2 separate regions of the Homo sapiens genome follow, and region 2 is linked to region 1. Evidence: read pairs that join two places in POLR2A ChIA-PET (ENCODE). Cell type or tissue: MCF 10A. All regions are shown on one strand. Each heading gives the region's core, and the rest is flanking DNA. Links, peaks and the distances in the headings are about the cores only.

Region 1 (5,389 bases), core at 306-5,305:
TTTCTACTATTGCCTGTTAACATTAATTGCCCATTTTTTGCATTGTTTTGTCTTTTTCTTGTTGATATTATGAATTCTTTGTTAATTCTGGATATTAATATTTTATAAGTTATATGCATTATATGTATCTTCTTGTTTGTGGCTTTTCTTTTCACTCTTTTTATGGTGTCTTTTATTGAGTAGATATTTTACATTTTAGAAAGGCAAAATTTATCAGTCTTTTTAATGGTTTGTGTTTTTTGTGACTTGGTTAAGAATCCCTTCCTTAATCTAAGGCCATAATGACATTTCCCTATACTTTCTTGTAAAAGTTTAAAATTTGATTTTCACTTTAGCACTGTAGCCCACTTGGGATTACTTCTTGCATATGGTTTAAGGTAAGAATAAATACCTATTATTTATATTTTTATTTGTCATTATGTGAATACCTAATTTTCCCTTGCCATTTATTGAACAGTTTTTCTTTTCCTCACTGTTTTTGTTTCTTTTTTTGAGGTGGAGTTCTACTCTTGTTGCCCAGGCTAGAGTGCAATGGCATGATCTCCGCCCACCCCAACCTCTGCCTCCAAGGTTCAAGCAATTCTCCTGCCTCAGCCTCCCGAGTAGCTGGGATTACAGGTATGAACCACCACACCCGGCTAATTTTGTATTTTTGGTAGAGATGGAGTTTCTCCGTGTTGGTCAGGCTGGTCTTGAACTCCCGACCTCAGGTGATCCACCTGCCTTGGCTTCCCAAAGTGCTGGGATTACAGGTGGGAGACACCGCGCCCGGCTTCCTCACTGTTTTTCATACATCTCTTTTATATATAATTTCCATAAATGTGTGGTATGTGTCTGAGTTCATTGTACTGTTTCATTGATCTGTTTGCCTATCCCTATGCAATACCACATTGTCATAATGTTCATTGTTTTAGAATAAGACTTGATATGTAGTAGAGAAAACCCCTTACCTTGTTTTACTTGTTAAGATTTTGCTGGTTATTTTTGGCCCTTTGATTTTCTGTATAAATTTTTTAAATCAGCTCATCAAGTACCACAAAAAGTTAAGATTTTGACTGAAAGTACGTCGCACATGTAGAATAATCTGGAGAATTGACATCTTTATGATATTTAGTTTTTTGCATCCATAAGCATAGTATATCTTACCATTATTTAGGTCTCCTTTTATGATTTTTAAACAATGTTTTAGAACTTTATTTATAAAGATTTTGCATGCACTGTCATAGATTTTTGTCTAAGAATCTTATAATTTTGGTTGCTATTGTAAATATTATGTTTAAAAATTATATTTATATCTTACCATTACTTAAGTCTCGTTTTATGATTTTTAAACTACATTTTAGAACTTTATTTATAAAGATTTTGCATGCACTTTCATAGATATCTGTCTAAGAATCTTATATTTTCAGTTGCCATTGTAAATAGTATATTTTAAAATTATATATTCTAATTGTGTGTTCTTAATTTGCTTTCTAACCCATTGTAATCAGGATCTTACCTCACTATTCTGCTAAAATTATTCTCATTTATAGCTCCCAACTAAAAAAAAAAAAAGTCAAATGGACACATTTCAGGCCTTAATTTTTGTAGCATTTTATATTCTTGATTACTTCCTTACTCTTGAAACAACTATTTCTTCATTTGTCTCCATGAAATCATGTTTCTGTTTTCCTCCAACTTTTTGTCAGTCTTTTATAAGTTCATACATTTCTTCCTAAATATTTGTTTCTTAGTTCTTGACTCTCTTTTCTCTGATCATGGGTGATTTCCCATGGCATCTGCCACTCCATCTATGCAGTGAATCTATGCGAAACTCCTCTATCCTGAGATCCAGACCCATAAAGCCAATCACCACCTGGAATTTCTACTTAGACGCACCATGGCTTCCTAAACTCAACATATCCAAAAGGTAGCTCAACATTTTCACTTTTCAATCTGCCTTTTTCTTGTCTTCTCAATATCAGTGCATGATTCCTCCATCTACTCAGGTGCTCAAGCCAGAAACTTGGGAGCCATCCTTGACTCTTCCATTCCCTTCACATCATTACCTGCTTTGTGGATTCCACTTTGACACAGCAGTCAGAGTGAACATTCCAAATTGTAATATGATAATATCACTCTCCTGATTAAAATTCTTTAGATTTCCCTATAACCTGACTTTCAAGACCTTTCCTGTTCTAGCCTTGCTAGTGTTAACACAGCCTTCCCCAAATAGGCCTTTGTCTAACTTTCTAGCCTCATCTCAGCTCATATCTACTTCTCTTATATTTGCTATCATGGTTAATGACATTCCACCTCATTTGCCTAAGTCAGAGACCCAGGATTGATCCTTGATTTCTACTGCTTTATTCATCCCATTGGCCACCAAGTCCTGTGTATTCTTAATCCTAATATTTCTCATGATTATCCATCTCCTTTTATATATAATGCCAGTATCCTAATTCAGTGTACATCACATTCCTTTTCATGTTCTTGATTCCATGTGCACAGTAGACTACTTGCAGTCCCTAAAAGCACCACACCATTTCATATCTCCATGTTTCTGAACAAGCTTTGCCTTTCCCTCTTTCATAAATGCTTTTCTTTCTTCCTTCTCAACTTAGCCTCCAGGCAAATTCTTCTCCAACCTTCAAGACTCAGCTCAAGTATCCCCTCCTCTAGGAAGATGGTCTTGACTCTTTTAGGTAGAGCTGTTAGACTGGGAACAACTTGAGGGCAAGGGTTGTGGCTTACTTAGTCATCTCTGTATTCTTAGACTTTTACATAGGACTTGGTGTATAGTAGATTCTCAAAAATGTTGGCTGGAAGACTTGAATGATCAATGTTTCTTCTGCACCACTAAGCTGTCCCAAACTGTCTACTTAACCTTACCTGAGCACACAATGAACCCTCCTGCCTTGTTAATTCTATTGTACCACTTGCCTGTCTTCTTCCATTGGCACTGGCCCAGTAAGCTTGGATTATCATCATACTACAACCTCTTTAAAACAAGTTTTATCATGCCCATGGCAGAGATTTGGAGAGAGCAAGCTTGTGTCTGCAAGCAGATTAGAATGATATAAATGTCTCAACAACACCTTCTTGCTCCTGCACTGAAGAACATTTTCTCTTTTTCTTGTGCAATACTTTTAGGTACATTTATTAAAGCAATCACAAAACAACTCAACCATACCTGGCTGCACATCCTGCACATGTACTTCAGATCTTAAAATAAAAGTTAAAAAAATAAAGTAGAAAAGTATCATTAATAGGAAAATAACAGCCAATGTAAGAAAAAGGGAAGCTTAAATCTAAAACAAAGTGAGACTTGCTAAAAAATGATGACATGGTAACTGGAGGAAAGGAGAGGCCATTTAAAATTTACATTCTGATTAAACACGCATTCAACAGTGGAGAACATGTCCACTATAAGAAGGCATTACAGTATTAGAAAAAGAAAAGATGCTTAAGTCCTATTTTATTTTAATCTTTTCTGTAAAACAGAATCTTCGGGGGCAGCTACATGTGAAAGACTTGAACTATCACATAAGTGAACTGATGAAAAAGCATCTAGGTGTTCTGAATAACATTATATTCCCCTTCCTGAGGGACATTTTCTTTCATCCATTAATCCATCCACCTATCCCCTTAACAGATATCTGAGGTTATTTCTGGGAAGAAGAAAGCTATTTCCAAGTTCACTGGAGGCCTCCCTCAGAGTGGACTGGAACCTGTGAAGACGGGAGTTTCAAACTGCCTAATCTATTAAGAGATCCTGAGTTTATCCTCCTTGAGGTGACCACACACCATTTTTACCGAAGTAACAAATCACAGACAAATATTTGACATCAAAGATCTTCCCAATTCTAGTCTCTAACCAAACAACATTGTTTCAGAGAGTCATAGAAAAAAAAAAAAAAAAAAACCTTTCTGAAGTAGAAGGTCATCAATGAGATGTTGTAGAAAGAGCATTGAATCAGGAGTCAGAGAAACCAAACTGTAGTCCCTTCTCTGCCATCCATCAGTCTTGTTACATCTCTGCACTTTGACCTCCCCCAGCCACAATACAGGGAAAACAAAAGGAGCCTACACAGCCAACTTCATGAGACATCCTAAAAGAGCAGTGAGAGAAGAGATAGGAGTCTTCCTTGTGTTAGTTATCAGGAAACTGATTTTATCCTCCCTGCTAGACAGCAAGATCTTTAATTTCAGGAATTGTTATTGTCTTCATTCCATCAATCAACAAATATTTATCAAGTGCCTACTATATGCCAGGCACTAAACTAGGTGTTGGGGATACAGCAGTGACCAGGACAGACAAAAATACCTGCTCTCATGGGGCTCACAATTTGAAAAGGCAGACAGTGAAAAAGCAACTGTGAAACATGATGAGAGTTCTAAACAGAGAAGCACAGGATGCGATGAGAGTACAAAGAAGAGGCTGCAGACACAGTGGTGATAACAACTGCCCTGGTGCTTTCCCAGCCCTGCTCAGAAGGTAGGATAGCCCCCTCTCTGAGACCATCTCCACATGGTGCACTATACAAACTTGACATGAACATGCATAAAGTATCAATAGTATTTTAATACTATGGTAAAAATACCATCATGAATTGCAAACCCAAATATATAAACCAAGCTTTATTCTCTGATAGACATTTATGGAGTTCCCTTTTATACCATGCAGTATTCTAGATGCATAAGACATGGTTTCTACCTCACAGAGCTTACAGCTTTGTGGATTTGTTATGGATTTTTAAAAATAGTGACTCACGTTCCATCTCGGTGGCTCACACCTATAATTCCAGCAGTTAGGGAGGCCAAGGCAGATGGATCACCTGACGTCAGGAGTTCAAGACCAGCCTGACCAACATGGTGAAACCCCATCTCTACTAAAAAAAAAAAAAATACAAAAATTAGTTGGGCATGGTGCCTGTAATCCCAGCTACTCGGGAGGCTGAGAGAGGAGAATCCCTTGAACCCAGGAGGCAGAGGTTGCAGTGAGCTGAGATCGTGCCATTGCACTGCAGCCTGGGCAGCAGAGCAAGATTTTGTCACCAAAAAAAAAAAAAAAAAAAAAAAAAAAGGCACAAAAAATATTTAAAAATAATGACACAATGACACCTTTGTTCTATTTAGGAAATAGAACAAAGTGTTAACAACTGTGGTTGCTTTTGACAGATGAAACTACCGTTTTTTTGGTTCTATGTTTCTGTGTTTTTCAAATGTTGTATAATGAGCATAAGTTACTTTTACAATGTAAAAAATAAATGTTATTGAAACTTTTAAAAATTAGAAAACGGTGACATACATTTTGCAGCTACACACCAAAACAGGACATTTTTCAAACTGATCTTAGAAGCTTGATTTGTTGTAACCTGAGCCAGTGCCATTCATAAATTCCCAGTTT
Region 2 (5,389 bases), core at 321-5,320, 98 kb before region 1:
CAAAGCCGGTGCATTCAGTCATATAGTCACAAATGAAGACATAAATGAATTTTATGTTTGCTTTCATATGTTCCATTTCCAGTAATCTTCACTTTTTCATGAATCAAACTTTTTTTTTGTCTGAAAATACAGGAGAAGGCTTGTATCTTTCATGCAATGTTGAGTCTGCTTGCATTGTCTGCTTTTTTCTTGATTATAGGTTACATGTCATTCTACTTCTTCTTATGTCTAATGTATAAAAGAACCATATAATTGTCCTATTTCCTCTCTTAGTCTGATAGAGTGAAGTGTTGATCACCTTAGTGCTTTGGACTCAGCTGAAGTTTTAATAAAACTTAACCAAACTCTGGTGCATCCCTCTTACTTGGGGATGGTCCTCCTATGCTTGTTTTTTTTTGTGGGGGGAGGCACAGAAAATCTTTATTGCCAAAGGAACAGGAAGCAAGTGCACTCGTCCCACCTCACCAACAGCTTGAAGAGTCATAAAAACGTGGACATCGGCCAGGTGCGGTGGCTCACACCTGTAATCCCAGCACTTTGGGAGGCCAAGGTGGGTGGATCACGAGGTCAGGAGATCAAGACCAGCCTGGCTAACACGGTGAAACCCCGTCCCCGCTAAAAATACAAAAAATTAGCCGGGCGTGGTGGCGGGCGCCTGTAGTCCCAGCTCCTCGGGAGGCTGAGGCAGGAGAATGGCGTGAACCCGGGAGGCAGAGCTTGCAGTGAGCCGAGATCGTGCCACTGCACTCCAGCCTGGGTGACAGAGTGAGACTCCATCTCAAAACAAAACAAAACAAAAAACAACAGCAACAACAACAACAAAAAACATGGACATCGCACAATAAAGTGTAAGAGACTCAGGGAGAAATGGTCCCTTGGACTATATTGGCCCTAATACTTAGGTAACCAATTGACCTTGTTCAGCGAAAATACCTCTAACAAAATGAAAAAGTCAACTAGTTACAACATCCAACTCATATATACAATTCAAATAAAATATATATTATTTGCTTTAATGTATAACAAGTTTAATACATTAGTGTTTACAAAATAAAAACTGTATTCTACTGAAATTTCTCTTGTGCTTGCACCTCATCACTAAGCTTGAACAACCGGAAACATATGATACTTAAGGAAAGGTATCATGAATTTAAAGATGCAATTTGTGGATCCACGAGGAATGGATAAATATTGGAAGTTGGAAGATTACTGCATCTTTTAAAATTGTGGCTTATTAAAATTTACAAACTTGACCCTAAGACACACACACACACAAATAAATGTTTCAAAATAGATTCTAATACGGGAAATGTTTCATGAAACTACTGAGATACTAACCAGTGCTATGGCTAATGTTAAAAACTGAACAGTCTATTGAAATCATACTCATACTATTTCTACACACAGTGAACAATACAACCACAATAATCACCCTCAAGCTAGCAACAAAGTTGCAAGGTCCATAAGAAGCTTCTTCAGTGAGCAAAACACTATGGTACAATTAAAGCATTTAGGAAGGGAAAAAAAGCCTTTTAACAGTATAAAAGTTGTTTACTGGTGTTTCCTACTGTAAAGTTCTTCTACAAATTAAAATGAAGAAGCAATTTATATACGTGACAGTGATCTGAGATTACAGTGCAGACATCTCATCCAACATTTGGCTGACGAATTTTAGTGTAACAGATTATGACTTAATATTTTTTACACACTTATGATCTACAGCAGAACTAAAAACAAAAAATACATATTCTAAGTCAATACACTCTTCTCAGCAATATCTGGGTTTAGATGAATCTGTAGGAAGTAGGTGAAGCTGTCAGATTTTTTTTTTTTTTTTTTTTTTGAGACGGAGTTTCCCTCTTGTTGCCCAGGCTGGAGTGCAATGGCGCAATCTCGGCTCACCACAACCTCTGCCTCCCGGATTCAAGCAATTCTCCTGCCTCTGCCTCCCAGGTAGCTGGGACCATAGGCATGTGCCACCACACCTGGCTAACTTTGTGTTTTTAGTAGAGACGGGGTCTCCCCACGCTGGTCAGGCTGGTTTCGAACTCCCGATCTCAGGTGATCCACCGGCCTCGGCCTCCCAGAGTGCTGGGATTACAGGCGCGAGCCACTGAGCCCGGCCATCTTCTCTTAAACCAACAGAAAAAACGTATATTGGCAGGTGTATTTGATTTTTTACCATTATGAATTCCAATGTGAAATTCTCATAAGTATGCGAGTACATTATAAACATGTAAGCACACTCCCATATATATGCACGCAGTCCATTAATTAAATTGGGGGAATTAAAAATGTACTGTCAAGTTAAAAATGAATTTTAAGAAAAAACTGCATTCACAAATCTCAAAGGTGTAGAAAAATGAAATCATAAAATAAATAATGAATATAGGTGTCAACTAAACTTCCATAAAAATATGCCTACAAATGTGGATGCAGTGATTGTCCACACTTGTGATGGCTGGGTGGGAAGACATTCCCTAGTGAAAGCATCTAGTCTCTCTGACTTCTCTACATAGAGAAGACTTTCTAGATATAAACAGTACTTAATCTGTTATAGCCTTTGTTAACAGTCACCATCTTTATAACATGTAGGGTTAACTTACTATGTCTTAATCTATTTAACACGTTCTGAAATATCAATGTTTAAGTCAAAGCTTTTATACATGGGTCCACTTATTTCAATTTATCTGTCTACGTAATAGCTGCCTATCTTTGATACATTTTAAGTAGCTGTTAATACAAACTAGGTCAACTAGTTTAAGAGATATTTTCTACTCTATTGCTCATCTTTTTAACTTTCCTCCACTCAGGTATTTATTGTGTAAACGTGCGCTGATAACCAGATATTATATGAGTGAATGCTACACATTTCCTGTTAAACAAAATCAGTTTTATCAAATATTAAATCCATGATATTTTCCTTGGCTTAAACTGAGTATTTGCTTTCTATTTTTCCATAATCATTGCAATCTTGCCAACAACTACATCATTTAAGCTTTCTTTTTCACGACTGCAGGCAAAGATTCTAAACTCTGACATATATTTACGTTAAACACACACAGTAGACAACAAAATTTCAAGTAAAATAAGCTGTATCCACATCTATTGAACCAAACAGGTCTGAACATCTAGATTTTACTTCTATAAATTACACAAATGCATTGTACATTCTTAAATAATGAATGCTTACAATATTGATTTGTAAGCCTTTCCATATAGAATGACTCAACACAGGAATGTGAATGAATCAATGTTACTGTTATAGATTGCAACACTCTTTTGATTTTCTCTTTTGTGGCTGTTGTTTTATCTTCCTGGTTTCTGCAGGCTACTGTAACAGTCCTTTTGCTTTGGCTATGAAATCTGTTTGAGCTGAATGAGGCAACACTGGTTATTAAGGCTTATTTATATGATGGAGTATTATCCTTAAATCTGATGCCATTTCCAGAGAACGGTGAGAGAATCACAGCTATCTTGAATCTTCAGGGTCTGTTTTGATGACTTTCTTTTCTAAGGTAAAAGCTGAGTGAGGCTGGTCTTTTAAAATCCCAAGGCTCTCTGATGAGTGGGACTTTGCCTCACTGGGATAAAGTCTGCTCAGCTCCCCATCCACCACAATATGATGGGGTTGTCTGTTCTGTAAATTAGGCATTCGGAGATTCAAAGGTGTTTCTCCTTGTCCATCTGAGTTATCGGAAGTCAAGCCTTTAGGACTGTGCTCTTCTGAGCTCTCCCTGTAAAGCCCTGCAGACAGCCTCCTCTCGGCATGCTGCAGTCTCTCACAGCCAGCTTGGTTGCAGAGGAACTCCATCTGCTTTGCCATCACCTTTTCGGGCTGCTGTGAACTAAGGGCTGCGAGTTCTTCACTCTTAGCTCTAGCCAGCTGGAAGAGCGTTTGCACAGAATCCTGGAAATCTGGAAACCCATCCTCCACTTTAATCCTCTACAAGGATAATTCATCTCTTTCTTCACATTTTGACTTGGTGGTTCTGTAAGTATATTTATAGGTGACTTCTCGAGAAACCTGCCTAGCCAAGGCAAAGAGCATTATCCTTCACACAGAGTTGAGCAGCCGCTTCATTAACAGTGAGCTCATGAAGCATGAGATGTTTTCCATCCTTCCTCTTTGAGTCAAATCTGCCATATATTCACTGTATTTCCAAATTTCCTCCTCTTTGCGTGGATCATTATCGTTCATCTCAAAGATGTGACCAAGCATTTTGGCCAACGTCTTGTTGGTTTTTAGCAGCTTTTTCACTTCGTTCAAGTCACTTTTCGGCAGTGTGGGGGCCATCCGCTCCACACACTCTGCCACAGAGAGCACAGCAGCAGCATCCAGTGCCTCGCTGCTCTCCTTTGGGGACGTGTGGGAGCCCAGGTCTGCTGGGGAGAGGCTGTGCTCGCTCTTGGTGGCATGGTGGCCTTGCCAGAGTCTGGACTCACCAGCACTCTGCAGTGCTAGGCTCCCGACCACATCTGACTTCCCCTGTCCCAAGCTCTGCACACAGGTGGTGGCAAAATTGGGGAAATTGGGTGGTAAATTGGGTGGTAAAAAAGTTGGGTGGTAAAATTGGGGATTTTAAAATGAGGTTCCCAGGCATTGCTACTCCTTTCATAACTACTGCAGGATATTTCCAGCTATGTCAGTGATCCCTCTGGTAATTTATAGATCGGTATGTTACTGACAGGAAGGGAAGTCAGCGGCCGATTGAAAAGCCCAGGGTTTGTGACCCAGTCTCTTAAAGCCTTCTGTAGCCTTCTAACATGAAGCGGCTTGCTAGCCATGCCCACGAGTGCCATGATTTCCAAAAACTCCTCTTTTCCTGCTTCACAGAGTTGCTGGACATCATCACCACCTTGTTGGATAAAGGCATCAAAATAAGAAAGCAGATTGGCTTTTTGTAATATTGTATACAGCTGCAACTCCCCCAGGGTCCTGGGTAAGGCCTCGGCCATGACTGTGGGTGGGTTTAACTCAGCTAGCAGCTGCGGCGGTCTTGGCGCGCTCTCGCCGAGGGCTGCTCAGCCCCAACTCGGAAGCGACGGCCCCGGCTCTCCCTCCTCTGGCAGCTGCGGAGTCCGGGACGCCCCCGCTCACATCGAGGAGGGAAGGGAAGGTGGTGGGTGGGCTCTCCCTGCTGCCTCCCAGCTCGGGCCCGCCGCTTCTTCCCGCCGCCCGCCCCGACTGCGCTCGCTTGGCCGCCGTGGCGGCAGCGCCTCTCCCCACTCCTATGTTTTTAATTGAGAGCCCCGTAGGTCTCTGTTTCGTCGGCCCTAAATGACCTAGGGATGGTAATGTCAAACAAGTGAAGTAGTCATGTAAACCCTCCCACAGATAGCAATAATAGAACCTGGATGATACACCCAAAGACAATTACTTAAAGAC

What was found. ChIA-PET counts read pairs that join two places held together with the same protein. Peaks named below come from ENCODE experiments on the same cell type or tissue, not always from the same donor. Only the 100,000 strongest peaks of a DNase experiment are listed, where the experiment ranks them.
Region 2: POLR2A ChIA-PET joins it to region 1 with 5 read pairs; 2 of 35 experiments call an interaction of 5 or more read pairs at or near these places.

What each region holds. Positions count from the first base shown.
Region 1 is chrX:151,320,274-151,325,662 of GRCh38, forward strand. No RefSeq gene overlaps it. Among named protein-coding and RNA genes, the nearest start is that of VMA21, 74 kb to the right of the region's middle. In MCF 10A, for the core only: no CTCF peak of the experiment used is centred there; a DNase peak (open chromatin) is centred at 2,978.
Region 2 is chrX:151,222,757-151,228,145 of GRCh38, forward strand. It overlaps the pseudogene NAB1P1. Among named protein-coding and RNA genes, the nearest start is that of GPR50-AS1, 48 kb to the left of the region's middle. In MCF 10A, for the core only: no CTCF peak of the experiment used is centred there; a DNase peak (open chromatin) is centred at 3,295.